2 separate regions of the Homo sapiens genome follow, and region 2 is linked to region 1. The links are chromatin loops, found by intact Hi-C in ENCODE. Cell type or tissue: Caco-2. All regions are shown on one strand. Links, peaks and the distances in the headings refer to the core of each region. The heading gives the core; the rest is flanking DNA. Region 1 holds the start of LOC124903686 (a long non-coding RNA gene). Region 2 has its middle 26 kb from the start of LINC02134.

Region 1 (16,516 bases), core at 5,380-13,379:
TCCCCCTTAAAGTCTGGCACTCAAACAGGACCCTATATTTCCAAAGTTGCCTGAAAAAATGAGTAATTGAGGGAACTTTTACTTTTGTGGTCTGGATAGAATCACCTGGGTGTCTCAAGTGTGAACGCCATCTCTATCTCCAACTAACTATCTATGGTGAGTGGGGTGGCCATCTTCATCATGAAATGAGGCCCTTGGAGTGCATCACTAAGGTCCCTTGTGTTCCACATTTTATTCCTGATGCTGAAAGGAAGGAACAAGAAATGCTGCCACATTGCACTCCTCGGCCCCTCTGTCCTTCCTTTCCACCAGTTACCAAGCCCCCCATGTCAGGGACATCCCTCGGCCCTGGAGATTCAGCAGTGACATGAGCAAGGATGCAGATTCCATTCTAAAAAGAAAAGACTGAAAACAGAGGAACCCATAAGCGAGCATCTTGACCTGCAGCATTCTGGCCCACTCAGATGGAAACCACCTTTGCAAGAATTATAACAGTAAGAAAATTATGGCAGTAAAAGAGATATGATCTAACTCACCCTCCATCTTGCCTTTCCCTTAATTATTGCTGGGCTTTTGGGCTAGCTAACTTTGGAAGACATTTAGGTTATAGTTTAAATGATAATAGCCCTTCCCCCAAACTTGACTCCCTCTATAAAGCTAATGAAAGGCCATGGGGCTATGGGGGTGGAAAGGAGCCTGATTCTGCTAAGGTGCAGACATAGATTGCCAGCCATTCCTGCAGATAACACCACTATTGTAGATTGGCCTTTTGAGATAGCTTGTCAGATTTTTTGAATGTCTGACACCTATGGCTCCAAGCCGACCCACCGATCCCACTCCTGTGACCCCACCCAGAAGCAATTCAGCATGCAGGAGGACAGCTTCTATCCCCCCAACCCCACACTTCAGCTATAACAGGAAATATCCTCTCCATAGAGCATACAGTAAGTGAATGACTTTGTAACTTTACTTCATCCTCTTCATTTACATAGGGCATACCCCAAGTCGAGGGTATCTAAACTCTCAAACATTCTGTAACAGAGCCTTTGAGCCCCTATGCTCAGACCCGCTCCCACACTGTGGAGTGTACTTTCATTGTCAATAAATCCCTTCATTCCTTCTTTGCTTTGTTTGTACGTTTTGTCCAATTCAGTATGCCAAGAACCTGGACACCCTCCACCAGTAACAGAGGGAAGGGTTTGCTTCTTCTCTTGCTGTGGCCCTACCCATTGTGCTTTCTCATCTCTGTTTTGCAAGCAGCCTTCTTAAGAAGGAGCGAATGAATAAAGTAAAATAAAAACTTTTTGGTTTCTACTAGACTCTTTCACTTACCACCAACTTCCACAATGAGCAACCATGTTCCGTTTCTTCTGCTGTAAGAGTATTAGCAGTAGTGAATACAGGTCTGCAGCAACTCGGTTCTTGTCTCCTCAGAGGAAAGAATTTGTCTGAGGGGCATAAGGCAGAGTGAGGGACTGAGGCAAGTTTTAGAGCAGACATGAAAGTTTATTTAAAAAGATTTAGAGCAGGAATTAAAGGAAGTAAAGTACACTTGGAAGAGGGCCAAGCGGGTGACTTGAGAGATCAAGTGTGCGGTTTGACCTTTGACTTGGGGTTTCATACACTGGCATGCTTTGGGGGTCTTGCAGCTCTTGTCCTCTGATTCTTCCCTTGGAGTGGGCTGTCCACATGCACAGTGGCCTGCCAGCACTTGGGAGGGGCCACATGCACAGTATGTTTACTGAAGTGTACATGCTCACTTGAGGCATCCTTCCCTTACCAGATGAGTGTTCCTAGAGGAAGGTCATATACTGGGTAATCTCCACCATCTGCCTGTTAATGCGCATGCTTGAGTCCACTCGCCCAACTCCTAAGATCTTATCAGGAAGTTGCTGATCATCAGTTTCAGGTGTTTTCTATCTATTGGGAGACTGCCTTTCCCTGATGCTGGCTGTGACTAATGATTATTTTAGAGAGACCATTTAATAACTACCCGACCATCACCTGATGGTCAGCTGACATTCCTGGTGGAGGGGCTCCCTTCTGCCCTGCTTATGTCTTCCTAACTACCTACTCTAATAAAAAGAGTAAAAGGTGGAGAGAAGCAACATCAGGGAGACAGCCACCCTCCACCTACAGAGGGAAAGTTTGAGTCAGCAGCAGGAAAGAGTCCCTTGGAAGTGGGCTCCAAGGTGGGGTTTACAGAGGCTTGCCTGCCGGGCTGCTCTGGTGAGCACTCTGGAAGCAAAGCTCTGCCATCAAGTGGAAGATGCACGCTGATGGGCAGCCCCAGGAGTGGACATTCTGCCCCCATACAGAGTGCAAGGGTGAAAGCTTCACACTTAACTCTCAGACATTTCCCAGGCAGGTGCTTCCAAGCATCTCTTTGCCGCAGTAGCAGTGAGAATTGGAGGGTAGCCTTTCTACAGGGAGCCTGCCACTCTGCTGGTGCAGGGAAGTTTTTGCAGGAGGAAATGACATCTTCAATGAGCTTTGTGGTAGAGATGCATCTCCAGAATGTTCCTATACAAAGCCTGTGTCCCGAGGCAACCCCAGCTTAATGCAGCCTTTAGACCCAGGATCCTCCAGGCTTGGCCTTAGTCTGTTCCTGCTGCCATAGGAAAATACCACAGATGGAGTAATTCATAAATGATAAAAGTTTATTTCTTCATCCATCTCCAAAAGCTAGGAAGTCTGAAGCCAAGGTGCCGGCAGATTCAGTGCTCTCTCTGCTTCCTTGTTGCTGTGTTCTCCAGAGAGGATGAATGCTGTGTCCTCACTTGGCGGAAGGGACAGGATGACCAGCCAGCTCTCTGAAGCCTCTTTATAAAGGCATTAATCCCATTCACAAGGATGGAGCCCTCATGCCTAATCATCTCCCACCATCACTTTGGGATTTAAGTTCCAACGTGAATTTTGGATGGATGCTACATTAAAATCTTAGCAGCCACCAATCCACCATCCTGGAGGCTCCAAGAGCTTCTCATGTGATTCACTGATGACTGCTGTGCACCTGCCAAATTCAGGATCTGCTCTTCTGTAGCTGCACAGCCCAGGGAGGAAGGGATGATCTATTCCTCTCTGCCCCCTTCCTAATTCCTTGGCTGTCCATTAGGGCCTTAATGACTAAGTATGGGGCTGGAGCTTTGGAAAGATTATGAGTCTGCCAAACCTCTTTGCATCAGTTAGGCTTCTGGGCTATGTGTGACAGAAAGCAACTTTAGTCTCTTTATATAAATGAAGATATAACAGGCAGGAGCTGTTCTACCACAAAACAGGATGCCATGGTCCCTACAACCTGCACCATTGCTATGATGAATGACCATTTGCATTTTTGCTTTTAGCATTTCCTCAGCATTCAAAGTCTGTGGGGAAGACACCTCTCCCAACTGTCCTGGGATGGGTTTGGCTCCCTTCATCTCTGCAGTAAAAGTGAACATCTAAAATTATTTTGCACCAAGATTACCCACAGTGGGGAGGGAAAGGAGGTAATTCCTCAGTGGGAAAGTGGCAGGCTATTAGGGAAAGGGATGGATGCCAGGTAACCAGAGATGATGGGGGGCCACTACCTAGCTGGCCCCAGCCTCCACCTTGCAAAAGGCAACCAAAAGAAGCACACAGTGAAAGGTGTCTAAACTCTCCAGTTTCATCTTGTTTGCCTTTTTTTCTTTTATTGTCTTTTGACTGTAATAGAGGCAGCATCACATCGAAAAATCCCCCTGGATTAGTAGGTACCACCAGCCCTGCATCTCCCAGCCTGGTGCCTTCTTCTGTGAAATGGGGTGAGTCCTGACAACTCCACAGAGTTGCTGAGAGGCTGAATGAGGAAACAGGTGTGGACATTCTTGAAGAGCAAAGCACGTCCTGCAATTGAAAGATATGAAGCTTGCTCTGAATGGGCCAGCTGTGCCTGTTCACCAGCTTTTCATTTCCTCCCACCCTCACCGCCTTTTCATTGCTTTGACTCTGATTTATTTGTTAGTTTCACCCTGCTTTATTCCACAGAGGGTTTGGCTTTCAGGTGGCAGGATTTCCTCGTTAGTTCCCTGGCAGGACTGTTTGTGCTCACTTCCTGGCCTCTGGGATTTCATGGGGGCTTTTGTCCTTCTCCTTTGCATTCTATGTGCAGCTGCTCCAAGAGCTGGGACGAATGTGGGGGTGAACTTCTGGTGGGCAGCCTTTTTCTGGCACCCACGAAGGACCAGTCCAGGGGATCCTTTTCTCCTGCGGAGTCAGTGCCCACCCTAACACATGGTCCCACTCTCCCTCCTCTTTTCTCTCCTTCCCTTCGTCCTCCTTCCCCTTTCCTTCCTCCTGTTCCTTTCCCTTCTCCTCTTCTTCCTCCTCTTTCTCCCCTTCCTCTCCCTCCTCCTGCTTCTCCTCCTTCTTTCCCTCTCCCTCCTCCCCTTTCTCTCTTCCCCCTACTCCTCCATTCCCTCCCTCTCCACTCCCTCCTCCTGCTTCCCCTCCTCTTCCCTCTCTCTCCCCATCCTCCACCTCCTTCTCCTCCTCCTAAATGCAGCTACATTTGGACCCCTGCAACCCAGCAGGCTAAGAAGCTGGCAGCACATCTGTCCTCTCTGGTCACAGGGGCTGGATGTTACGCACCTTCCCAATCTATTGCCTTCCAATACCATGTCCTTCTGATGTCACAGTAGCAGAGATTCTCCACAGGAGAGAACCATGGAAAAGCAACACTCCTGAGTCCTTTTGAAAAAATCACCCAACAACAAAATTCAGCCACTTAAAAGAGGAGTCCAGATAAAGAACTAATGGTGGAGAAACCACAGGAAAGGGGCAGGTTCTGAGCATTGGAGCCACACAAATATCAACCAGGACTAAGTAAGTTGGAAATTATAATCACAGACTAACCTGTGAATGTCGTAAATCTTGAAAACTTAAAAAAACTAACAAAAATACAGAGAGGTAGTGCTAATTTCCATATCTTCCATAGAATAAAGTGTATAAATATTATTTTAAATTGATATACATAGCTAAAAATGTGACTTCAACCTTTTCCAGTTTTCATTGTCATTAACGTATTATTTATTTTTATTTTTATTATTTTTTGAGACGAGATTTTGCTCTGTTGCCCAGGCTGGAGTACAGTGGTGCCATCATGGCTCACTGCAGCCTTGACCTCCCAAGCTCAAGGGATCCTCCCATCTCGGCCTCCCGACTAGCTGGGACTACAGGCATGCACCACCCTGTCTGGCTAATTTTATTGTATTTTGTAGAGTTAGAGTTTCTCCATGTTGCTCAGGCTAGTCTCGAACTCCTGGGCTCAAGCAATCAATCCAAATCAGCCTCCCAAAGTGCTGGGATTACAGGTATGATCCACCATGCCCAGCTCATTAGCATTTTAAGCTAAGAGCAATCTTTTAGCAATTAATACCTCTGGTGGTTTAGAAAATTTTACTTGAAATTCATAAATATTTTCAGTTTAATAACCATTTTTTTCTAAATTCAAGTAAAATTAAATTACATTTATTTTTTAAAATAGTATGCATCACCTACTTCAGAGAAATGTATTTTAGTTGATTCATCTGCCCTCCTATCTGTATATATGCAAGAGAGAAAGAGGTGTTTGGAGTGATATTCTTGCAACTTTTAAAGTGTCACATTATTTAATGATATCTATTTCTGGGGGCTAGATTCAGGGTAACTCTTTTACTTTCTTCCTCATAGATTTGGCATTGCTTAAAATCTTTATAATAAACACAAACTATTAAAAATATAATCATTACTCTCAAAAAAAGCATTCATCCAATAGAAGAGAACTCTGGGTTAATTGGAAAATCTGCTATATGAATGAATAATTTAACATGGATTCTTAGGTAACATGCATAATTATTCATGTTTACGTAGACTATTTGAATATATCTAGAAATCCTGCTGACTTATAACTCAGACACATATTTTTTAAGTTTAAACATTTCCAATTTGGGAGTTCCTCCGTCTACTAATGGATGGTGGTGTCATTGTTACAGTATGACATTTGGGGTTCACTGATCTATGCTGGGGAGCAGAGCTGGGGATAAAGTTGGGGCAGAAGGGGTAAGAATGAAATCTCTGTGTTAAAAGCAAATGAATGTATTATGATCGGTGCTGCCAGAGTGCAGCATAAAGGAAACAGGCAATGAATTAATGATGCGGCGGAGCAGCTGCACAGAAAGTTTCCTGTTAGAGTGACAGCAAGCCTAACATTGTGACTTAAGGCCCTGTTTTTATGCCACGACCACCTCCAGTTTGGGCTTGATATAGTGACAGCCCCATGCTTTAAGACTCTTGCTTCTTCAAGATATTTTTCCCCAGGTGGCAATTTCTCTACTCTTAATTCAGGGAGAGTGAACGAAGAGCAAGTGGGTTTTGGGAAAAGGCTAGGTCTGTGAAAGTCAGAGTGGTAATACACTGCTTTTCCTAATTCCCAGCCCTTACTAAGAAAAAACACTGGAGAAAATTGATAATGTGGTACCCTCTATAAAAGCGGGCGGTTTTAAATTTTAATTGATCTGGAAAAAATACATTTCTAAAAATTTATGCCATCATTCTGCCCCAAGCCCAGACATTGCTGCCACCAAAGCACTGATGTTTAACCAGGGACTTTAGATTTAAGCTGTAAAGCAGGGAACAAATGATCCACATTCTCTGTCCATTCCTACTAAAACCATGGGAAACTTCTGAAATTGCTTGCCAGAAAAATATCAGGGAATGCATGTATATATAATTACCCATGGAGAAATATGGGGCATTATTTTGTGTGTATTTTAATATAAATTACACTGTAAATAAGCATATAAATGCATATAAAAAGGTCTTTATATCCTGCCGCATAACAATGGTGGCCTTAGGCAAAAGGACGGGAACATGGTTAGGCCTAGGGAGAAAAAGGATCTTAGCAAAGAGACATTTGTGATGTTCTCACCTCTATCCTCTATCTCTCTCTCTTTTCCTTCCTTTTGTTCTTCTTTTTAAAAGACACATAGTCATACTTTACCTCCACAAGTAAAAATTACTTTTAAAGATTTCAGCATAATACTCTGCAGAAAAATCTAATTAAGCCCAGTTATACACTTAATGATTGCCTAGTCAAATTGCTTCTTTGGTTGTTTTAAAAACTGATTTCGGCAGAGTAGCTATGTTTTGTGATGCAGCTGATCCCATATTGTCACTGGGATGAATGTAAATGTCAAAGAGACGGTGTTTTGATCTGATATTTTTACCTGAATAAATATTACTTGCAGTTGAAAAAAGCAAAGATTCTGTTCATGAGTGGCACACAGCAGTCACTCAACAAAATGCCGAATGCATGAAATGTATGGATGGATGGATGGATGATGTTTGGTTGTTGGATGGATGGATGGATGGATGGTAAATGGATGATAAATGATTGAATGGTGAATGAATGGATGGTGGATAAATGGATGTATGGTGGATCAATGGATGTTGGATGGATGGATGGTAAATGGATGATGAATGATTGAATGGTGAATGAATGGATGGTGGATAAATGGGTGTATGGTGGATCAATGGATGGATGATGGATGGTGAATGGATGGACGTATATCAATGAATGGATGATGGGTGGGTGATGAATAGATGGATGGATGGTGAATGGATGGATGGATGGATGGATGATGAATGGATGGATGGATGATGAATGGATGGATGGATGATGGATGGTGAATGGATGGCTGGATGGATGGATGGTGAATGGGTGGATGGATGGATGGTGAATGGGTGGTTGGATGGATGGTGGATGGATGGATGGATGGGGGATCAATGGAAAGATGGTGGAATCAATGGATAGATGGATGGATGGGTGGTGAATGGATGGCTGGATGGTGGATCAATGGATGAATGGTGGATCAATGGATGGATGGTGGAATCAGTGGATAGAAGGATGGATGAATTGATGGATGGATGGTGAATGGATTGATGGTGAATGGGTGGATGGATGATGGATTAATGGATGAATGGATGGATGATGAATAGATGGATGGTGGAATTAATGGATAGATGGATGGATGGATTTATGGTGGGTCAATGGATGGATAGTGGATGAATGGATGAATTAATCTGGTGTGAGAGACAATTGCTGTTAGATTAAGGATTACCTTGAGCACAAGTTATATAAATTTTTTTAAAAAAAGAAAGTTGAAACTCATTCTCACTTACCTTTGGCCAATAGCTGGATTTGATATAGGCAATACTTTTTGCCTTTAGAAAATCAGCACAATGAGGAGTTGAGCAAGATGATCTTAGTCTAATACAAGCTGAAGCTAAGATTTTGTAGGGGTGCAACAAGGGAGCAACAAACTGTTTTCTTCTTTCTCAACAAAATGAGGGGAAAACATACAAATAAACACTGAAATCATTTAGAATTGTAGTGGGATGATTACACAAGGCATAGGGAGAACAATGATGCCCAGAAGGGCAGCAAAAACGGTCAGGAAAACTGAATTCACTGCATAAATATGGGTTGTTATTCTGAAAGGGACAGCTGAAGGAAACAGACAGTCACTGGCAGCCAAGTCTGCTCTCCACCTCAAATACCATAATGGAACCAATAATCCCATAAAAAGAGGCAAGAGACTCATCTTCTCATGGGCACTCAGTGAAATGGGAATGGAGAGAGCCATTTTTGCTTGACTGGCATGATGTCTTTTCCTCAGTGACCACCTCCTGCTTCCTCGCCTTCCACTTCCCAGCTCAGGGTCACTGCCCTCTCCTCTTTACAGTGGCTGTTTATATTTTGGCAGCTTCAGATGTGGAGAAAAATAAAGACTGACTGTGTAATTTAAAACTCTCATCCTGTGTTTGCACCACCACCCCCCCTGTCCCAACAGACGGTCCCCATCCCACCTACAGGGAGACCCAGTCCTCACCTAGCTGACTGTTCACCTGCAGGTCTGGTGTCACCAAATCTGTGCACCTATTCATTTGCCTCAGGAACAATCATTATCTTGCCCTTTATTTTTCTGAGTTTTCTATTTCTTCAGGGTTGCTATTCAGCTTGCAGTAATTACTCCAGTGGCAAAGCTGTGCCATCCCCTATTTTTTAGGAAATTGTTGGGTTTTTCTTATTTCATGACTTCATGATTTTCCAGAGGCTACTTTACAAACACAATCTTTTCTTTGAGTTCTAGAAAGCTTTCAGCAGGCCTCTTGCCAAAAATCATCTCCTGCCTTATGCAGGAAAGAATCTCTCAGGCCACAGTGGGAAAAGCTTGGAGTTTGTGGAGCCTGAGGCTTTCCAGGAGCCGCTGGGCACTAGCACAAAGGGAACGTCTGGAAATTAATGGGCACAGGAGAGAAATGGGTTTGCCTATTTCATACAACCATCTACAGAGGGCAGACTGAGGCTCTGGGTGGAAAGAAGGAAGGAGGAAGAAATGAAGCCCCTCTCGCTCCCTTCCCGATCTCTCCCCACATAAAGGCTGGCAGTGATTGACTTTTTACGTGTCATATACGCATCTCTGCTTAAAACACATGCTGTCAAATGTGTTTTTCTGCGCCTTGAAAAATTCTGTCAAATGCCATAAGCCATTCTGTCAAGAAAACTCTGTTTTTAATGACTGGATCCTTTGTCTTGGCTATTTTGTCTTCGAAGCATTCACTGGCTGTTGGCCAAATGTGAAGGAGGAAACGGACGCTCTAGTTGGTCTTCCCAATGATTGACTGTGCTATTTGGCAACACACTAAGCCACAGGTCTCAAACTCAGATGCCTGTGGGGGCCAGGCAGGTGACATAAATGAGCAAAGCAGGCCGTATGGGAACTTTGGCAAAGTGGACTGTCGCTGTCCCACCTGCAGGGGGATCCCAGTCCTCAGCACTGGCTGACAGTTGACCTGAAGGTCTGGTGTCGCCGAATCTGTGCACCTGTTCATTTGCTTCAGGAACAGTCATTATCTTACCCTTTGTTTTTCTCTGAGTTTTCTATTTCTTCAGGGTGGCTGTTCAGCTTGCAGTAATTACTCCAGTGGCAAAGCTGTGCCATCCTCCATCTTTTAGGGAATAATAATAATAATAATAATTATTATTATTATTATTATTATTATTTAAATTTCATGACTTTAAAATGTGATTTGCTGGAGGCTACTTTATCTCCTCCACAATAACTTATTTAAGGACAGGCAATTAACCCAGGCTGAACCAATCCTAATACTTCATCCTCCTGGCCATAGTGGTTGATCCAGCCCCTGGGCATGCAACCTGTTCTTTCCTGTTTTTCTCTTTCTTTTTCTATTTCTTTGTTAATTGGAGCTTGGGAGCAAGAGCCTCATTTTCAATGTAAGGCTGGGAGGGTCAGCTAAAGAGTAATTGGTGACCCTGACTTCAGCCTTCAGGAAGAAGCCAGCCTCAGGGTTCTGGGGGACACAAAGAGATCACAGATAAAGTCCCGAGGTCACTCAAGTTTCCAGCTTCAATAGTTTCAGAGAGACTTCCCGTTCTTTTCAAGGTTTGGAAACAAATCCTCCTTTCTGCCTATTTTGAGTTGAGCTTCTGTTACTTGTGACTCAAAAAAGCTTGACAGATGTGGACTTTGGAGCCAAACTACAACTTGGGTTCAATCTGCATCTGACACTGGCTCACTGTGCAATCTTCAGAAGGTTCATTAGCCTCTCTGTCTCAGTGTCCTCATCTATAAAGTGGGAACAATAATAGAACCTATCTGATATAGTTCGGATATTTGTCTCCACCCAAATCGCATGTTGAAATGTAATCCTCAATATTGGAGGTGGAGCCTTGTGGGAGGTGTTTGGATTATGGGGCCAGAGTCCTCATGAAAGGCTTGGGCCATCCCTCAGTAATAAGTGAGCTTTAGCTCTGAATTCACACGTGATCTGGTGGTTTGAAAGTGTGTGGCATGGCTGGATGTGGTGGCGCACACCTACAATCCAAGCTACTCGGGAGGCTGAGACAGGAGAATTGTTTGAATCCAGGAGGTGGAGTTTTCAGTGAGCAGAGATCACACCACTGGACTCCAGCCTGGGTGACAGTGTGAGACTCTGTCTAAAAAAAAAAAAAGGCCGGGCACGGTAGCTCACACCTGTAATCCCAGTACTTTGGGAGGCCGAGGCAGGTGGATCACCTGAGATCAGGAGTTTGAGGCCAGCCTGGCCAACATGGTGAAACCCCGTCTCTACTAAAAATATAAAAATTAGCTGGGCATGGTGGTGGGCACCTGTAATCTCAGCTACCCGGGAGGCTGAGGCAGGAGGGAGGAGAATCATTTGAACCCAGGATGCAGAGGTTGCAGTGAGCCGGGATGGTGCCATCGCACTCTAGCCTGGACAACAGACTGAGACTCCATCTAAAAAAAAAAAAGAAAAGAAAGTGTGTGGCACCTCTCCCCACTCTCTTTCTTGCTCCTGCTTGGCCATGTGACATGCCTGCTCCCCCTTCACCTTCTGCCATGATTGTAACTTTCCTGAAGCCCCCCCAGAAGCTGAGCAGATGCCAGCACCATGCTTCTTGTAAAGCCGCGGAATCACGAGCCAATTAAACCTCTTTTCTTTACAAATTACTCAGGCTCAGGTATATCTTTATAGCAATGCAAGAACTGCCTAATACACTACCTTGTAAGGATGCTATGAGGATTAAAAGAATCAATACATATAAAGCACACAAAACTTGTATTTTCATCAAAGTGTGAGTGAGTGGCAAAAAATGATTACACACCCCAGAACAAGGGACCCAATCTGTCTGCGACTGAAGAGTCACTTCTGCTCAAAGACAATTTGAAACCTAAAAGGTAATTCCTCTTCTATCAGTTTTTCACCCTTAAAGAGGAATAGTAACTCCACATCAGAAAGATGTTTCTCTTTTCCTTTCCCAAAGAGAAAGAAAAAAGAACTTTATAAAATCAAATTCATGTTTCATCAAGAAATTAAAAGACAAAATTAGACAGGCAGTCCAGAATGAGGTAGAATTCATCAATATTCTGAGAGGGATAGAAAGTTGAAGAGATAGTAGAGTCATTATAATAGATTTAAACACCCACCACGAAGAGAAATTACTAATGGGTGAATGTAGGTATAATTTAATGCTTGCGTTTTTTAGAAAAATCCAAAAATGACAGGTCTGTAATTTTGACTTCAGTAGAGGAGGTAATGGAAATACCGTTCAGGCTTGGAGAAGCAGAGTGCTATGAAAGTTATTACTTAATTAGAGATTGTAAGCACAGATTCAAACGAGGGAAGAATTTTCATTGTGTTTGCAGTAGGTTTGTTGGCATTGCAAAGAAATGAAGAGGCAGCCGGGAAGTGAGCTAACAACTTCTCCGAGTGGGACTACCTGAAATCCAATTCAGGGTGAGAATCTAGGGCCCTGTGCCCAAGGAAACCTTCCCTGCAAGCTGCCTTTATCATCTAGCGCCCTTGGTGCTGGTCTCAGCAGAAACAATGACATCTTCAAAAATAGGAAGGAAAAGGACAAAACTGAGCAGTGATTTTCATGTTTTAGGAAATGACCTCAAAAGGAAGAGATTAAATGAATGTCGAAGGGATTGTAGTTTTGATAGGACAATCAGGATCTATTATTAAAGCATCAGGTTGAGGCTTCGGAGCCAGGAAGTGATGTTGCCCTTCCTGGGGGTCTGTAGGAAGAGATGTCATGACAGTCCAGCAGACAATGCCAGAAACGTTGGGGAGATGGTACACTTAGGATGGAATTTATGGCTATTTTGCCCACTGTCTCCACAACACAACACATCACTGTGAGTTATATTGACATTAACAATATAACTCAAACATGGGTTTTGGTTGTCACAGAAGGTTTTGGCACTAAATCTCTTTAAAGAGAAATGAGGATTTCATGCAAAATTCATGATGTCTGGGAAGCCCTCTTCATTAAAATGGTGGGAAAAAGCATAGAAGGCTAGGAAGTGGCTGGTTGACATCACTATTTTTCCAAGAGTGGGCTTTTAAAAAGGGCTTTAAAAATGGTTATTTCCAGGCCAGACGTTTTCTCACATTTTCTCTCAGAGGATTACAAAAAGGGTGGCTCACCAGCCCCAAATTTTATTTCATTCACTCTTAGTTGAAAAGGGAAAGTAAATCACACACTGTGTATTCCATGGATGTCTAATTGGCACCAGGACAACCTGGTCTGTCCACAAACCATGGGGTCCCATGCCCAGAAGTATTTTTAGGTTGAAGGACAGCAATCTTTTCCCTCTTTTATTATTATTTTTTAACTGATACATAATAATTGTATATATTTATGGGGTAGAGTATGACATTTCAATACATGTATACAATATGTAATGATCAAATCAAGGTAATTAGTATCTCTGTCACTTCAAATATTAATCTTTTTTGTGTTTGGAACATTCAGAATCTGCTCTTGTAGTTATTTGAAAGAAAACAATAAACTGTTGTTAACTATAGTCACACGACAACGCTATAGAACACTAGAACTTTTTCTCCTATCTAGCTGTAATTTTGTATCTGTTAACCAATGTTTAGCTACACCTCTGCCACTTCCCAACCTCTGGTAACCAGTATTCTACTCTCTACTTTTACGAGATCAACTTTTTTGGCTTCCGCAAAGGAGTGAGAATATGCAGCATTTGTCTTTCCTGGTTTGTTTCACTTAACATCGTGAATAAAGGTTCACCTGTGTTGCCATGAATGACAGGATTTCATTATTTTTATGGCTGAATAGTATTCCATTGTGTATATATACCACATTATTCATTCACCTGTTGATGGGCACTTAGGTCGATTCTATATCTTGGCCACTGTCAGCAGTGCTGTAACAAACATGGGAGTGCAGAGAACTCCTTGACGTACTGATTTCCTTTCCTTTGGATATACACCTAGAAATAGGACTGCTGGATCATATAATAGTTCTATTTTTAGTGTGTGAGGACCCTGCATACCATTTCCATAATAGCTGTGCTAACTAATTTACATTCCCACCAACACCGTGTAAGAGTTCCTTTTTGTCTGTATCCTCAGCAGCATTTGTTATTTGTTTGTGTTTTTGAGAATGGCCATTCTAATTGGGGTGAGATGATGTCTCATAGTGGTTTTGGTTTGCATTTACCTGACTATTAGTGATGTTGAGCATTTTTTAACACATCTGTTGGCCATTTGTATGTCTTCTATTGATAGAAGTCTATTCAGCTCATTTGCCCATTTTTAAATCAGATTATTTGTTTTTTCTATTGAGTTGTTTGAGTTCTGGATTTTAATCCCTTGTCAGATGAATCATTTGTGAATATCATCTCCCATTCTACTGTTGTCCCTTCACACTGTTGATTGTTTCCTTTGCTGTGAAGAAGCTTTTTTAGTTTAATGTAATCCCACTCATCTATTTTTTCTTTTGTTGCCTGTGCTCTTGAGGTCTTTTTCATAAGACCTTTGCCCAGACCAATGTCCTAGAACATTTTCTCTGTGTTTTCTTCTAGTTAGTTCATAGTTTCAAGTCTTACATTTAAGTTTAGTCCATTTTGATTTGCTTTTTGTATATAGTGAGAGAAAGGAGTCTAGTTTCATTATTCTGCATCTAGATGTCCAGTTTTCCTGGTATCATTTATTGAAAAGACTGCCCTTTCCCCAGTGGATGTTCTTAGCACCTTTGTTGAAAATCAATTGGCTGTAAATACATGGATTTATTTCTGGGTTCTCTATTCTGCTCCATTGGTCTATGTGTCTGTTTTTATACCAATATCACACTGTTTTGGTTACCATAGCTTTGGGGTGAATTTTGAAGTCAGGTAATGTGATGCCTCCAGCTTTGTTCTTTTTGCTCAGGATTGCTTTGGCTATTTGGGATCTTTTCTGTTTCCGTATGAATTTTAGAATAGTGTTTGCTATTTCTGTAAAGAATATCGTTAGTATTTTGATAGGGATTGCATTGAATCTGTAGATTGCGTTTGGTAGTATAATTATTTTCATAATATTTATTCTTGGAATTTATAAACATGGGATGTAATTTTTTTTTCTTTTTGCCAAGGACACCAATCTTAATTCAGAGAATAGTTGTGTCTCTTTTTAGTGTCTGAATGGTCATACCTTTGCATAGTTGTCCATTTAACTTTCAGGTTATGCCCACAGGATGTGGCCTGGTGCAGAGAAGCAGAATTGTTTGAATCAGATGACACGGATTCTTGTTTCAACTCTGGCTCTGATTCTGGTGACCTTAGGCAAGTCATTTTACCTCTCTAAGCCAATTTCCTTTCCTGTAAACTTAAGGGAAATAAAGGGTGGTTGGCCTGTAATGTCTTTTTCAGCATTACAGTTCTATAAAGTAATTCCTTTCTATGGTAGAAAGAGAAGTTATATTGTGAACCATACGGAAGTGTGTTTGGGAGAAAGCACATTTAATAATGAATGAAAAGTGGACTAAGAAGGCCAGAGAGAGCCACACCAGCACCAGGACTGCTGAAGACCAGGCAGCAGGGGTAGAATGTGGTTCTGGGGATCTTGGAGGCAGGGAAAGGAGTCTTGAAAAGAAAAGTGGCCAGAAAAAAAATCAAGAGAAAGAAGAGTAGAGTCAATGCAGACAGTATGTGAGTTCTACACCAAGCTCAGCCCTGAGTTTTGTTTGTCAAAGCCAAGTTTTAGATTTACCTCCTTGAAGTTTTTCCAGACAAGTCCCATCTAACAATATTCTAGACAGGTCGGGCTTCTCTCAGAAACTATCAGTGGCTCCTCATGGCCTGGAGAAGACTCTAAAATCCACATCTAGTTTCCAAAATTTGTTTACTACCTATCTTTCCAGACCCCTCTCTGACCTGCCTTTGTCAAGAGCTGAAGGCTTCATCCTTTCCAGACTGATCCTGAACCTTCTCTCCTGTTTATTCTTTCTGTAAAACCCTTCAGCTTCCCCTCTGCTGGGGGAAACATTGTCATTTATCAAGGCAATTAGGCCTCATAGGATTTTCAGGAGCCTGTGCCAATGTTTGGGACCTGCAGTGAAGGAGGTAGGAATAATCAACTCCAAAATACGAAAATTGCAGAATCCAAATAACAATATTTAAAAAACAAAATCATAAAAATGTTTTTGAGAACAAAACATTTAGTTAATTTGGGCACTGGATGTATTTTAATATGATTACTATGTCTTGGGGTGGGGTCTTCGAAGGAAATAGTGCACGGGGCCTAGAGGTGTCTCATGTGAGAAGGCCCTTGCTGAGACTTAGCATTGAAGTCTCTCTTTCCATATTGCTTCTTTGTTTTGGGGCTGTGTCTATCACAGCACTAATCTTACTCTGCCTTGTGTCAAAGTGGCCAGTGTCCACTGTTGCCTTCTCTGCTAGACCAGAAGTGTCTTGAAGGCCAGAATCCTACTGTGTAGAGGTCTAAATTAGCAGCCCATAGGCCAATAGACAGGTGCTTCAAATAATAAGATTTCACCAAATGCCCAGGTTTCTGACTTCTTGTAAAAGTTCAGATGATCTGGCTCCACCCGTCATTCATGCTTTTGCACCAGGTAACAGGTGACTGGACTTGAGTAGGCGGGGCACGCAGCCTCCCATTTGCCCAGCTTTCCTGTACTCAC
Region 2 (16,516 bases), core at 4,463-12,462, 100 kb after region 1:
AAGCCCAGGTATGGCAGCCCAGTGTGGTGGTTAAAGTGTTGGGAGTTGGCAGAGCCAAGTTTAAGTACTAGTTCTTCCATTTACTCGCTGGGTGACCTTGGGAAAGTGGCTCAACTTCTCTGTGCTTCTGCTCCTTCATCTGTAAGAATAATGACAATAATGCCTACTTCCAAGAGGTTGTTGTAAGGATGAATGGAGGGGAGCTGGCTGTCCATGGCCTTTCATCTGCCTTTGTTCTAGGCCAGCAGAGTCATGACAGCAGTCACCTGCCATTAGTCACCGTGACTGTGATACTTGTTCATACCTTGACAAGAGCTATTTCAGGGATGTGATGAGCTGAGCCAGCTGCTGGAGAGGGACTCCATGGGAAAATGGGCTCGGCCGTCAGCTTCATGAGCTCTGACAGTAATGTGTCTAGCAATGAAAACAGTCATCATTTTCCACAGCAAGAAGGGAGGGGGAAAAAGTATCTCCCAAACCTTTGTAAATGAGAAATAATTCATGCATGAAGAAAGTCATTCTAGAGAGATATTATTAAAATTCTGCCCTTTCCCGCTATTAGAAGAACAAAATAGGTAGAAGGAACTGGGGGAGGAGAATGGGGATTCTGCAGCTTCAAAACAAATAGGAAACGGCTTCTCTTTAAATGTTGACCCTAAGTCCTATCTCACTCAGGAGCAGACAGGAAGGAAAAGAGGAGGGGGAAGGAGTCACTGGGGAGCGGATGGGGAGCTGGATGGGGGCCCCTTTAACGAACTTGTGATTGGGACCCTGCATTGAATCAGGACTGCAAATTTAAGCGCCAAATGGGCTAGGCAGGTAATTTAAATGAGTGAAGAGCGTAACAAACTGGCGAGTTCATGCTCTGCCCAAAAGTGGGCAGCTACTGCTCAGTGCAGACAATGCCTCATGTTAGAACACCAGCCCCAAATTGCCAGATCCTCCAGTCTTTCCAGAAAAGGCAAACATCTGGATTTTTCTTTTCAGTTTCTTTTGAGTGCACAATTTAAATATTTTTTTTTCTTTTTTAGACAGGGTCTTGGTATATCACCCAGGCTGGAGTGCAGTGGTACAATCATAGCTCACTGCAGCCTCAACCTCCTGGGCTCAAGTGATCCTCCTATGTCAGCCTCGTGAGTAGCTGGGACTACAGACATGTGCCACCATACCTGGATAATAATAATAATTTTTTTTTTTTTGGAGATGGACCCTCACTCTGAGGCCCAGGCTGGAGTGCAGTGGCGTGATCTCGGCTCACTGCAACCTCCGCCTCCTGGGATCAAATGATTCTTCTGCCTCAGCCTCCCAAGTATCTGGGACTACAGGCACGCGTTACCACACCTGGCTAATTTTTGTATTTTTAGTAGAGGCGGGGTTTCACCATATTGGCCAGGCCGGTCTCAAACTCCTGACTTCGTGATCGGCCCCCCAAAGTGCTGGGATTATAGGTGTGAGCCACTGTGCCTGGCTGTAAATAATTTTTGAACACTAAGCCAGCCAAACAACCAAACAACCACCCATACACCTGTGGGCCCCATTTGATCCAGCAAACCAGTTTCCATCTCTGCTTTAACCTTTCTGTCTTTGGCCCACTGTCCCCTCACTGAGATGTCCAGGCTGTCCTGCTGGTACGGAGTCACAGCGCATGTCCCTGTCTTGGGGCCGACACACAAAATACTGAAGGACACCTGCCCCTGTGTCGTTAAAGGAGGGAAAATTTACATCCACACCTGCCTACCAACCCTCTGGAACATTTTTTCCCTTAAAACCACTCAATTTTTTGAGGAGGAACATTTTTCAGCCTCAGACGTGTTTTCAGCCAGAATGTTCTCTTCGACACCAGCATAATCTGCTGTGACATAGCCTGTTTGGTTGACAAACGATGACACAGGGACTTGACAATTGGGACAGATTCCCACCGCAGGCTCAGCCCACTGCTCCTAGAAGGGTCCTCCTGGGATCCCGCGTGGGGAGCACTGGCCGCCTCTCCCACCCCTGGCTGGTTGCCTGACGCACAGCTCTCCCCAAGACGAAACCTTCAGCTTTCGATTGTAAATCCAAGAGCTGTGTTTTTTTTCTTGAGTCATTTACACATGCAATCCTGAGATGGCGGCAGCCTCCCCGGAGGGTGATGTGTTTTGATGTTTGTATTTAGGGCTCGCATTAGAAGGCTTCTGGAGACACAAGCCTTGATATGAAAATCCCTTCTGAGTAGATGACACATGGTACACAAACTGCTGGCTGGCTCAGCTATTTTTTTAATTGATAAAAATTGTATATATTTATGGTCTACAACACGATGTTTATATATATACACACACATACACATACTGTGGAAAGGCTAAATAAAGCTAATAACATATGTATTACCTCACATACTTCTTTCTGTGGTGAGAACACTTAAATCTACTCTCTTGGTAATTCTGAAGTATGTAACACATTACCATTAACTGTGATCACCATGTTGTATGAACGATCTCCTGCACTTATTCCTCCTATCTAACTGAGATTTCAGCTCACCTTTTATGACTGAGTGGAAACTCAGGCATCTTATAGAATATAAATTATTCTTATCATTTTCATTTTAGAGATGCAAGTCTCACTATGTTGCTTAGGCTGGTCTCGAACTCTTGACCTCAAACAATCCTCCCACTTGAGTCTCCCAAGTAGCTGGGATTAGAGACATGAGACACCGCACCTGGCTTGTTATAGAATATAAACTATTTCGGGGCCAAAATTGCCTCAGTAACTTAGCTGTAAAATGGGGATAATAGTATGTATTCTTGGGTCCTTACTGGGATTAACTGAGAAAAGGTGCGTATCACATGTAGTTTTACAGGAGGAGATCAAACACTGGTTTCATTCTGGCTTTTCGTTGTTGTTGTTTGTTTGTTTTTGTTTTTGTTTTTTGAGATAGAGTCTCACTCTGTTACCCAGGCTTGAGTGCAGTGGCACAATCTCAGCTCATTGCAACCTCCACCTCCCAGGGTCAAGCGATTATCCTGCCTTAGTCTCCCGAGTAGCTGGGATTACAGTTGTGTGCCACCACGCCTGGCTAATTTTTGTATTTTTTAGTAGAGATGGGGTTTTACCATGTTGACCAGAGGCTGGTCTCGAACTCCTAACCTCAGGTGACCCTCCTGCCTAGGCCTTCCAAAGTGCTGGGATTACAGATGTGAGCCACCACGGCCAGCCCTGTTTCTTATCTAGAAAATTTTAGCCCCAAATCAAGAGATCATTGGGGAGATAAGAATTATATTGATTTAAACATTTTAAACTTTATTACCAGATTTTACAAAAACCTTTTCCTACCATCAGAAAATCTTGGATTTCTCTAACACCTGTCCTCACTAGGTCCCAAAGTGTCCGTGTTGTTATTTCACTCACTTCATGTAGCAAAGACTAACGACTGAGCATCTGCCCTTGAACGTGTGGTTTATCTCGTGGTTTTGCTTACCTGGGAAGGAGATAACTTATGCTCTGTCTAATGCATGGGGCTGGTGTAGAGAGAAGAGAGTGGTAACCTATGTGGGAGCCCCTTGAAGAACAGGAAAACCAATACGAAAACCCAAGATATCAGTCTGCTTGGCTCGCCCGGCGCATTCGAGAGTGCCTGGGAGCCGGTGTGACTTGGGCCATGCTCCTCAGAAGGGGAAGCAATGAAGCCCTACAAGCCTGCTCAGTAAGGAAGCAGACAGGGCACTGAGGGGTGGGAGCACTGGCTCTAGCATGACACAGGCTGACAGAGTGAGCACTTTCACTCCCCTATCCCTTCACCCACCCTCAGCCCCTCTCTTTCACCAACGTCCCCACCCCGTCTCTCATAGACACTGTTGGCTTCCCCTTCAAAATGGACCCTGCCTTGACCATCCTCCCCCTCACTAGTCCAAGCTACCACCATGATCACAACAGCCTCCTCCCTGGCCCTGCTTTCCCCTTGCCCCGCTGCAGTTCACCCTCCACAAAACAACCAGAGTTATTTTTCACAGCCTATGTCAGCCCGGGGCACCCTCTCACTCCACAAGCCCCCAGTGGCCTCCATCTCCCTGGGGGTAACAGCCAAGTCCTACCATGGACCTGAAGGACCTGCCCATGCTGACCCCTGACCCCCGGCTCCCACCCCATGCCCACTCATCCCAGCCACACAGGCCACCCAAGAACTTCACATTCAGCCCTCAGCAGCCCTACGGGGAGGGGACTCCTCATCTCACAGGCAGGAAACATGGCTTGGAGAAGTCACTTGTATGAAGCCACACAATGAGGAGGTGATGGAGTCAGGATTTGAATCCAAGCATCCCTGCACACACTGATCATATTTACTTTTATCTTGCTATCTATATTTTAATAAGCCACTTCAAATCCACTTTGGAGTAGGTGAGGAAAAGAGGAAGAAAGACAGGGGGAAGGCACAGTTTTGGGCTCAGGACCAGCTACATCTCTAGACCAAGATTCACTGGAGGCCAAACTATTAAGTTGGTAAAAATCAGTCTAAATATTGTAGGCTGGGTTTGTCTGATGCTGCAGGAATTTGCAGACACAAAGGAAGAAGGCATATTTCTACCAGCAGAGAAATCCCGCCTAACCAGGCTAGCATTCGAGTTAACGGCACAGAAAATTTAGTTGAACCATCAGAAAATTGTTCTAATGTCCAGAGTTTCTGCTATTGTGCTGCTATTAACATGATGCTAATGAAATGTAATAAAATGTGGCTTGAAAAGGAAACCCATCTAATCTGAAACTTCAATTAATATGATTAAGATATAGCTTTTACACAATCAACTTGCATCTGATGCACATTCTGTGCTTTATGGATTATTACAGCAGAGCTAATGCAGTCAAATGAAGTTAAGTTGTGCCCAATTAACATTTGCAGCCAGCTCTATAGCCCAGAGCTCTGCTGAGGAAGATGGAGCGGAAGGGCCTGGGACCTGACTCCGTCCCTGAGGGGCACATCATCTCTGCTCTGCGTTCCACGGAACAGAGCAGCACCCAGCCTCCCCCGTCCTCTGCTTCTCTCCACTCCACAGCACCCAGCAACGTGGGTCAGGTGGGGAAGGGGCCATGACAATGGTCTTGTCCAAGAAAATGCAGTGTTCCAGGACTGAAAGAGGAGTGTCCACTCTGCTTTGAATAAAAGGGGCTGAAAGTCAGTTGGCAGACACTGTCTTCTTTTCCTTTCTTCCCTCAATATTCTATCATCAAATTCAACAGCTCTTGCTGAGCATCTACTATGTGCACGTCACCAGGGAAGAGGGAAAGAGATACAAAGAGAAAAAAAGACAGCTCTCAGGAAACACCGGGAGGCTTCAAGAGCACAGATGAGGCCGTGTGTGGTGGCTCATGTCTGTAATCTCAACACTCTGGGAGGCCAAGGCAGGAGGATCACTCAAGACCAGGAGTTTGAGGCCACCCTGAGTAACACAACAAGACCCCTACCTCTACAAAAAATAAAATAAATTAGCCAGTGTGGTGACATGTGCCTGTAGTCCCAGCTACTTCGGAGACTGAGGCAGGAGGATCTCCTGAGCCCAGGAGTCAGAGCTTGCAGTGAGCTAGGATAGTGCCACTGTACTCCAACCTGGGTGACAGAGTGACACCCTGTTTCTGAAGAAAAAGAAGAAGAAGAAAGGAAGAAGAAGAAGAGGAGGAGGAGGAGAAGAGGAAGAAGAAGAAGAAGAAAGAAGAAGAAGAAGAAGAGGAAGAAGAAGAAGAAGAGGAAGAAGAAGAAGAGAAGAAGAAGAAGAAGAAGAAGAAGAAGAAGAAGAAGAAGAAGAAGAAGAAGAAGAAGAAGAAGAAGAAGAAGAAGAAGAAGAAACAAACAAACAAAAGGGCCACCGTGCAAAAATCTAATGTTGGTCTTCTGCCCTCAGAACAAAGCCCCTTCTCCCTGTCTCCAAATTGCAGCAGAGTTCAGCTGGGCATGGGCAAGGTAGCTGATCGCAGAAGCAGAGTGGGAAGGCTAGTCTTCTCTTCCTTCAGTGGTGCAGAAATCCAGAAGACTGTAATGGATTCTGCTCCAGGCTCAGTCCTCATGGTGTGAGTTGACCTCATCCCACCCTCTCCATTTCACAGGCATGGCCAAAAGGGTAGTTTATACCTCTGACCATGGCAACTGGCTCAGGGATGTGCACACAATCAGGTTGGACCAATAAGAATCAGGCCTAGGACTTGCTCTGGGAACTACTGGAAAAGAGGTGCTCTCTTTTCCCTCTGATTGTTCAGCTGGAGGGGGTTGGCCTGGAGCTGGTGGGGGTGTTTTCCATCATGACGGATCCTGCTGAGAAAGAAGCCGACAAAGGAAAGCCAGACCAAGCCTGGGGAAAAAGAGAGTTCTGAAGACACTATCTGAGCACCTGGATCCAATTGTGCCTGAAGGTGGTCCACCCCTCAGTTGCCTGCTGGCTAGGCTTATGAATTCTCCCTTTGAAAGCTGGTTGTAAGCCAGCTCATTGCAGTTCTGGCTGATACCAAGGTAGATGCCACAAGTACCAGAATTTTCAAGGCCCTGGAGCTGCTGGAGGGGCTTCCGCAGACTCCAGGGATGTTGCAGAACGGAGCTGAGGCCTCTCGTGGCCAGTTTTCTGTTCTGGTCAGCGGGAACTAAGCAGAGGATGCAAACTCACACAGCCCACCCTCCTCCTCACTCCCCCTCCCCCTACTCCTTCCTCTTCTGCAACTCTGTCCCACGGAAATTTCCCAACAACCTTCAAAACCATTGCAGGGATCTTTCTCCAGTTAACCCACACTCTCTGTTTCCATTTGTGCCTAGCCTCCACGCCAAGTCACATTTTCAGGAAGCTCATAGCCTGTGAGGCCCAAAGCAACACTAGCTGCTCTCCTTGGCTGACTTTTGTCCCAGCTCATGGCCTCATGTTCAGGAGACATCTCAGGGTAAGAATGAGGCAAACACGATTCTACTCTACATATCAGAGGTGTTACCATCAGAGTTAGTAGAGGTAGTGCCTGAGGACCTTACCTGAGAGGCTGCATTCTAGGTTTCTAGCCCCTACGACTGCTTTTGATTTCACTTCCAAACCCACATTGATAGTTCTCAAAGCTGAGTTGAGCAGGAAGACACAGAAATGAAGAAGGAGGAGAGGTGATCAAGATTTTTAATATTGGGTAGGCCTGGAAACAAAGCCCAATCCTGTCTTACAAAAGAATGGCCTTTGTCAGTTACCTAACTTCCCCCTGCGTTAGTTTCCAGCTTGGCAAAATGGTAATACTTTCTCTATAGATTCATTGGGGGACTCCATGAGCTAAGGTTGTGTATTGCTTATCTCAGGGTCTGACACATCCTAAGCTTTCTGTAAACCAGTTTGCATATTCCAGGCACCAAGCTAGGAGTGTTGGCATGCTCTCATGCTTTCTCATTTAATAATCACAAAATCCCTGTGAGGTAGATATTATTATTCTTACAGGCAAAGGCTATGTCAATCAGACTCTTGGTTGCAAAAAAAAAAAAAAGGCAGAAATATTTGGTCTCTTAGGAAAAAAGGGAATGTAATGAAAGGATATTGGAGGTTCAAAGAATCACCAGGAGGTCAGAGAAACAGGCTTGGGTGGGTCAGGCCACAGGACCTCTCTGGCCTATGCTTCCTTCCTCCACCGGCAGGGAGCCAACTGCCAGATGGTCTCCCACCTTTTCCCAGTCATCAAGGTCATACAAGACAGAAGCTGATGGACTGAACTTACAGCACATTTCTGTCTCCTGGCTGGGATGGAGGATGGAGGATGGAGGGAAAGTGGAGGAAGGATTTGAGAGCCTCTGCTTCCATGGTAAGAGATGGACATAAGCACTGTCCTTCTTCAAAGTGTACAGTGAGGTGTTTCCTGAATAGATATCAGAGTGATAATAGGATAAAGGGCATTTGATTCAAGACAGCCTAGAAGTCTAGAGGATCACTCGAAGGAATTAAACTTGGGAATGTTTAGTGACTTGCTCATTTAACAACAGCTCCGATTCACACACACCCATACACATTTGTAACAGTCAAGGACAACTTGAAGTCTTGATTTCTGATCATCTTTTTTCCCACCCTTCTAGGACAAACTCATGCAAAGTGAGGGGAGCTGTGGTGAAAAGAGGTGCCAAAAGGGAAGTGAATAGGGTGCCCAGGTAAGCCTCACAGTTGTGCAGAGGGAGACCTGAGGCTGGTCAAATTGGCACGGCTGAGAGGAGATAGGGAGGCTATCTGGGATGGGAGCAGAGGGCATCTTCTCCAAACTGAGGAGGAGAAAGGAGAGAAATGCTGGGGGTGAAATGGGCATGTAGTGAGAAGCAAAGCACTCCTGGGGTTCCAGGTCTGGACAGGGAGTACATAGACATGCGTTCAGGGGCTAGAACGTTTGGACAGGCTGCCCTCAGGTGCTGAGTCAGTGCAGCCTGCAGCAGCAGCTCCTCCAAACACAGGAGCTCATAAATCACAGCTGACAAAGCAGGGGCTCTCCGCTGTGTACACCTTTTGTTTCAGGTGCAAATGGTCACTGGAATATGCATGTGGACTTTGTGTGGTTAAGAAACTACATACGCACAGTGGAGTAGTTACTGGGCCAGAGAGCTGAAGTTAACAAAGGAAGAGATCATTTCTGCCCCAACCCCTTTGGGCAACAGCACAGTTTCCCAAACTTAAACTATTACAATACAAATTGTATTATTATTTCATAAAATTGTCCTTTTATTCAGATTCACTTTTTAATCCAAATAAATATATATTTTTTAAATTTTAGATTCAGGAGTCCATGTGCAGATGTGTTTCATGGGTGTATGGTATAATGCTAAGGCTTGGGCATTTATTGAACCCATCCCCCAAATAGAGAACACAGTACCCAATGGATAGTGTTTCAGCCCTTGTCCCACTTCCTCTCTCCCACCTTTTGGAATTCCCAATGTCTATTGTCATCTTTATGTCCAAATGTATTCAATGTTTAGCTCCCACTTATTAGTGAGAACATCCATTATTTGATTTTCTGTTTCCACATTAATTCACTTAGGATAATGGCCTCCAGATGCATCTGTGTTGCTGCAAAGAACGTGATTTTGTTCTTTTTTTAACAATTGCATACTATTCTATGGTATATATGTACCATATTTCCTTCATCCAATCCACCATTGATGGGTTCCTGGGTTGAATCCATGACTTTGCTACTGCGAATAGTGCTGCAATAAACACATGACTGCAGATGTCTTTTGGGTAGAAATATTTCTTTTCATTTGGGTACATAGCCAGTAATGGGATTGCAGGATTTAATGGTAGTTCTATTTTTAGCTCTTTGAGGAATCTCCAAACTGCTTTCCACAAGGGCTAAATTAATTTACATTCCAACAATATGTAAGAGTTCCTTTTTCTCAGCATCCTCACCAGCATCTGCTGTTTTTTGACTTTTTAATAATGGTCATTCTGATTGGTTTGAGATGGTTTCTCATTGCTTTGAATCTGTAGATTGCTTTTGACAGTATGTACATTTTAATGATACTGATTCAATACATGAGCATGGAATTTCTGTTGTCTGTGATTTCTTTCATCAGTGTTTTGTAGTTCTCCTTGTAGAGGTCATTCATCTCTTTGATTAGATGAATTCTTAGGTACTTTTTGTATGTGGCTACTGTAAATGGGATCACATTCTTGACTTGGCTCTCAGCTTGAATGTTATTAATGTATAGAGATACTACTGATTTTTATGCATTGATTTTGTATCCTGAAATGTTGCTGAAGTTGTTTTTCAGGTCTAGGAGTCTTTTGGAGGAATCTTTGGAGTTTCTAGGTAAAAAGTCATATCATCAGCAAACAGATAATTTGACTTCCTCTTTTCCTATTTGGATGCTCTTTATTCCTTTCTCTTGCTTGATTGCTCTGGCGAGGACTTCCAGGGCTATGTGGAATATGAGTGGGGAGAGTGGGCATCCTTATTTTGCTCTGGTTCTGAAGGAGAATAGCTTCAGCTTTTGCTTGTTCAGTATGATGCTGGCTGTGGGTTTGTCATATATGACTCTTATTATTTTGAAGTATGTTCCTTTGCTGCCTAGTTTATTGAGAATTTTTATAATGAATGGATGTTGAATTCTATTGAATACTTTTTCTGCATCCATGAGATGATCATACTGTTTTTTTTTTTAATTCTGTTTATGTGGGGAATCCCATTTATTGATTTGCATATGTTGAACCATACAAATAAATATATTTTTAAAAATATTTTAGACTTTCCACTACTGATGTGGCATGTAAGGAACTTGGAAATTGACACTCTGCCCCAACAAGTCAAAATCTGAGCAAGCTGAAAAATCAACAACTCTTCTCAGATCCATAAGAGAAGTAAGGCCAGAGGGCAGACTGTTGCCCTCCATATTTGGAGAGACAGACAGGTAAATACAAACAACCAAAACTTCCCGGAGCAGAAACCCATGACCCGAAACCTCAGCAGAATCCAGTACTTGGATAGAAAAACCTGAACTGTAAATGAAAAATTGCTAGAGGCTCCTTGCAGACAAGTCTGAAAGTTAAACCTCCAGGGGGACCTAGTCGTGCGGGGCCCCCACACTTGTATGTTTTACACCTCCAGCAGCAATATCAGTTTCTCACAGTGAATATTGGAGAAAAATCCTCTTGTGCTTCCAACAGAGGAAGGAGAAAATGAATCACTCTGAAATATGCCAGAGCATTCTTCTTAACAAGACCTGTCCTTAGGAGAAGCTAGTTTACCAGAATTTATACTTCTGGAATTTTATCCGAACCTAACTGACCTGGGGAAACAAAAATACCCAACTCCAGCCTACTCTGGCCAGTGTGTCCTACCTAAGGGTGGAGTTAAGGGGGCCTGAGAAGCATTTGTGAAGCCTACCACCCAGGGGTACGAGCTCACCAACAGACTGATCATAGGACTCAACAGTCCTAATCATAAGACTAGAGCATGCTTCCTATCCCCTACACCTTAACCATTACATTACTAAAGGCTTTATTACTACAGTTCCTTTTACCCAGTACATCATGCCTGGCTCTCAAAAAAAAAAAAAAATTACAGTCTGGGTGCAGTGGCTCATGCCTGTAATCCCAGCACTTTGGGAGGTTGAGGCAGGAGTGTTACTTGAGCTCAGGAGTTCAATACTAGCCTAGGCAACACAGTGAGACCCTGTCTCTACAAAAAAATTAAAAAATTAGCCAGTCATTTTGGCACATACCTATAGTCACAGGTACTCAGAGGCTAAAGTAGGAAGATTGCTTGAACCCAGGAGATCGAGGCTGCAGTCAGCAGTGATCATACCACTGCATTCCAGCCTGGGCAACAGAGCAAGAGCCTATTTCTAAAAACAAATTACAAAGCATACAAAAAGGCAAAAAACACAGTTTAAAGAGACAGAGCAAGCATCAGAACCAGATTCACATATGGCAGGAATGTTAGAATGAGCAGATTGGGAATTTAAAACAACTATGATTAATATGCTAAAGGCTCTAATGGACAAAGTAGACAGCATGTAAGAACAGATGGGCAATGTAAGCAGAGAGATGGAAATCCTAGGAAAGAATGAAAAAGTAATTAATCAACTGGATATAATAGACATCTATAGACTACTTAATCCAACAACAGCAGAATACACATTCTTCTAAAGCTCCCATGGAAAATTTACCAAGTTAGACCACATTTTGAACCATAAAACACACCTGTGCACATTTAAAAGAATAGAAATCATGCAGTGTCTACTCTTAGACCACAATGGAGTTAAACTAGTAATCAACAGAAAGATAGCTGGAAAATCCCAAAATATTTGGAGATTTAAAAATGCATTTCTAACACATTTGTAAAAGAAGAAATCTCAAGAGATATTTTTAAAAGTTTTGAATAAGATAAAAATAAAAATACAACTTATCAAAATGTGTAGGATGCAGCAAAAGCAGTGCTTCAAGGGAAATTTATAGCACTAAATGCATATATTAGAAAAGAAGAAAGATCCAAAATTAATAATCTAAGCTTCCATGTGAGAAAATTAGAAAAAGAAGAGCAAATTAAATTCAAGTAAGCAGAATAAAAGAATTAATAAAAATTGTCTTTTGCAGCAACATGGGTAGAACTGGAGTCCATTATCCTAAGTGAACTAACTCAGAAGCAGAAAATCAAATAGCACATGATCTCACCTATAAATAGGAGCTAAACAATGGGTACACATGGATATAAGAATGAAAATAATAGACACTGGGGACTACAGGAGGGGATAAGGTGAGGGAGAGTGAGGACTGAGAAACTGCTTATTGAAGACTGTGTTCAACATTTGGGTAATGGGTACACTGGAGGTCCAATCCCCATCATTGTGCAATATACCCATGTAACGCACATGCACGTGTCTCCCCTTAATCTAAATATTTTTTAATCAATAACGCATTTAAAAAAATATATAATCTACCATTAATTCCATCAACTTCTAATACATGCCATAATAAACTGCTGTTGAATTTCTACTTGAAAGTTACATTTTTAAAGATCTTGCTCATAAACGGGATTTTCCTTACTCAAATTCTATTCAGTCTCCATGTTACAATATACAAATACCTCTTCTTTTCTTCTAAAAAAATTAAAAAATATTGTCATATCTAAAAAAAGTAATGGATATGTTCACTCACCTCCACGATATGTTTGTTTCAATTTAATAATGTAAAATATAATTTATAATGAAAAAGTAGTTCTGTAACAGTCTCAGATAACTGATAAAGTGCTATTGCATTGAGACTCACACTCTGGAAAATGGACTGAATTAGAGCATTGATACCTCACATTAGCATCAGAATGGAAGAAATCCACTTTTTTGTGTCACAATATTTCAAAATTCAGATTTACACAAAATAAATGCACACAAATAGATTTCTGCTTTAAGCTATGTCAGCACAGTCACTGAGGAGCAGTATCTAGAATTCTGCCACCAAAGAGGTTTGTGGGATGTGGTTAGGTTTGCAAACTCCTGATGCAACCTGTGTTGATCAGTGTGACTTCTTGCTGCAACATCCAATTATATGTGGTATATAGTGAAAGTGTCTCTGATCCATTCTTCCAAATTCCTTTCTTCTTTCCTGTCCCCACTTTTTTGGATGGCCTTTACTATTCATTACTTTATTGCCTATTTAGTAGTTTTCATCACATGTAAATAAACAATGTTCAAATAATTCACGGTACTCATGGTCAACTCCCTCAACCTAAACCTCAACTTCATTTTTGTGCCAATAATCTTGTGGGTGCAAAGAACTGTTGTTTCAAATATTCGGTCTTTTCTATGTCACAGAAAAATAATCTGAGGAATTTTCCAATGATTAAATAAACAAGCGATATATTCTTTCCAAGTTTTAAGCCATGTTTGTATATCGGCAATACAATTTGACAAATAATATAAATATGAATTGACAAATAATATTAACAATAATATTGAATGAAGATTCAAGTGTTTTTTATCTTTTAAAGTTTGTTTGTTGTTGCATTGCTTCTGGCCAAGATGTCTCTACTGTAAAAACAAAAAATTAATGGTTATTTTCTTTCAAATATGCATAGTATATTTTTCAACATTAGTCCAACAGTTTCATATATTCTCTGTTAACAAAAAAGATACTGGAGTTTAGGATGTTTTACAACTCAATAACAATAAAACTTATATTCAAAATAAGGATATAAAAAATTAAAGCAGAAATCAATGAAATTGAAAACAGGAAATCAATAGAGAAAATTAAGAAAAAACAAAAGTTGTTTCTTTGAAAACATTAATTAAGTCCATAAGCCTCTAGCTAGGCTAAGAAAAATGGAGATTACGTAAATCACTACTATCAGAAGTGAAAGAGGAGACATCAGTACAGATCCTGTGGCCATTACATGGATAATAAAAAAACTTTATGAATTACTCTATGCCCACAAATTTTATATCTTACATGAATGGACAAATTCCTTGAAATATATAATCTTCAAAAACTTACAAAAGAAGAAATAGACATTCCGAATAGGCCTATATCTACTGAAGAAATTAAACTATTAATTAATAACCTTCCAACTCTGAAAGCACCAGGCCCACGTGAGCTCACTGGTGAGCTCTACCAAACATTTAAGAAAGAAATTATACCAATTCTCTACAATCTGTTGCCAAAACTTAGAAGCAATAAAGATGTCTTTCAGTAGGTGAATGGATAAATAAACTGTGATACATTCAGACAATGGAATATTATTAAGGTCTAAAAAGAAATGAACTATCAAGCCATGAAAAGACATGAAGGAGATTTAAATGCATATTACTAAGTGAAAGAAGCCAATCTTATAATGCTACATACTGTATGATTCCAAATATATGATATGCTGGAAAAGGCAAAATTACAGAAATACAAAAGGATCAGTTGCCGGGGTTGAGGGTAGAGAGGGATAAATAGACAGAGACAGGGAATTTTGAGAGCAATGAAATGACTCCATAAGAACTATAACGGTGAATAAATGTTATTATACATTTGTTCAAACCCATGGACTGTACATGATAAGGAGTGAACCCTAATGTAAACCATGGATTTTGGGTGATAATGATGTATTAATGACGGTTCATCAATTGTAACAAATGTATGACTCTGGTGCAGGATATTGTTAATGGGGAGACTCTACATGTGCAGAGGCAGTGGGTATACTGAATATCTCCATGCCTTCCTCTCAATTTTGCTGTGTATCTAAAACTGCTCTTAAAAAATAAAGTATATTTTTAAAAAAGAACAGCATATATTCTGTAAGTGAAAAATGAATGTTAGCTATTCATTTTTAGAACAGAAAGTAACTATAGCTTTCTTCCTCCCTTCCTCCCTCCATCCCTTCCTGCCCTCTTTTCTTCCTCTCTCTTTCCTTTCTTTCCGAAAAATTCAGTCCAAAAGCCGTCACGTGGGCCCAAGCAAGGTAGGTCTGTGTGGGTTTTGAGGCAGCCCTATGTGAGGTGTCACAAGTGAAAGAAGAAGGGCATCCCTGCAGCATGGGATGGGATGTCAGAGTCAGTGCATGAGGGTGGTAGGCAGTGGTGGTAATGCCCCAGTGCAAGGTGTTGAAGCTTGAGAAGAATGAAACACAGCCATGTGTCGGGGAGGGGCAGTTAACAGCAGGGACCATGGGGTACCCTAAGAGGGCAACCATGTAATCTAGTGTGGAGTGTTGGAGTCCTAGCTTGGTAAAGAGAACAACCATGGGGAGGGATGGCAGCAGTCAGCACAGGGTGTCAGGTCCAAGATGGGAGGGCAGCTGTGTGTGTTGAGGGGTGAGGGTAGCAGCAGCTGACAAGAAGTGTTGGAGCCTGAGCAGGGTGAGAAGCAAAAACACATGGGAATAGAGGAGCGATGGCCCAGTGTCAGGTGTCAGAGCCCAAGCACAGTAAGAAGGGCATCTGTGATTGAGGCCGCTATGGGGACTGGCCATGTATAGTGGAAAATGCTCCCAAAGTAAATGTATTGAAGCTTGTGATATTGTGAAATATATATTTGGTCTTCATCCCCACTTCCTGTCATACAACTCCTAAACTCTCCAAAGTGCTGTTTTTTTGTATGTTGATGTTAACTGATAGCTTCAAGTGGGGCTGGTCACTGGAATGACCAAGGCAGGATTAGAGGGTTGGGACTTTCAGCCCCAACTGCCAATTTCTGAGGAGGGAAGAGGGGAGGGGGGCTGAAGGTCAAGTTGATCACCAATGGCCAATGGTTTAATCAATCATGCCTACATCATGAAGCCTCCATAGAAACCCAAGAGGACAGGGTTGGAGAGCTTCCAGAGAACTGAACATGGGGAGGTTTCTGGAGGGTGGTGAACCCAGGAGGACATGGAATCTCCACACCCCTTCTCTCATACCCCACCCTATACACCTCTTCATTAAATCCTTTTAATACACCAGTCAACGTAAGTGTTCCCCAGAGTTCTGTGAGCCACTCCAGCAAATTAATTGAACCCACAGAGGGGTTCATGGGAACTTCAACTTGAAGCTGATTGGTCGGAAGTTCTGTAGGCCCAGACTTGCGATTGGTGTCTGAAGGAAGGGGGGCAGTCTTGGGGACTGAGCCCACAGCCTGTGGTATCTGACACTATCGCCAGGTAGATAGGGTCAGAATTGAATTGGAAGACACCCAGTTGGTGTCTACTGCAGAATTAACTGCTTGCTTGCTGGTGGGGAGAAATCCCCACATATTCGGGAGTCATGAAAGTTTTCTTTGTTGATTGTTGTTGTGCTGGTGTGAGAGCAGAGGAGAAACACAGTAGGAGAGTTTTTCCAAAACAATGCTAATGGAAGCCAGGTTTCTCGTGGTTGGAGAAGGAGTTAAGAATATGGAAAGAGAGAAATGAGAATGAAACCTGTGGCATTAGGTTGGAATCAGTATGAACTCATGATAGGCAGAGAGATAACTAGAATTAAAAATAAATATAGATGTTTATATGTATACGTATTTATAAGAGTGTGTGTGTGTCTGTGTGTGTGTGTGGAGAGAGAGAGAGAGAAAGAGAGAGAGAGAGAGAAAGAGCCAAAAGCCATGAGCACATTTAA

The links. Hi-C counts contacts between places; a loop is a spot of excess contacts. Peaks named below come from ENCODE experiments on the same cell type or tissue, not always from the same donor. Only the 100,000 strongest peaks of a DNase experiment are listed, where the experiment ranks them.
Region 2: a loop joins it to region 1, with 4 times the contacts of the local background. A loop is called at or near these places in 2 of 110 quality-filtered maps.

Annotation. Positions count from the first base shown.
Region 1 is chr16:48,035,344-48,051,859 of GRCh38, reverse strand. LOC124903686 (a long non-coding RNA gene) reads left to right here and starts at 4,468. Exons shown (of 2, transcript XR_007065062.1): 1 at 4,468-4,842. In Caco-2, for the core only: CTCF peaks have their summits at 9,619 and 9,827 (motif pointing right); a DNase peak (open chromatin) is centred at 9,789.
Region 2 is chr16:47,931,758-47,948,273 of GRCh38, reverse strand. No RefSeq gene overlaps it. Among named protein-coding and RNA genes, the nearest start is that of LINC02134, 26 kb to the left of the region's middle. In Caco-2, for the core only: no CTCF peak of the experiment used is centred there; a DNase peak (open chromatin) is centred at 8,423.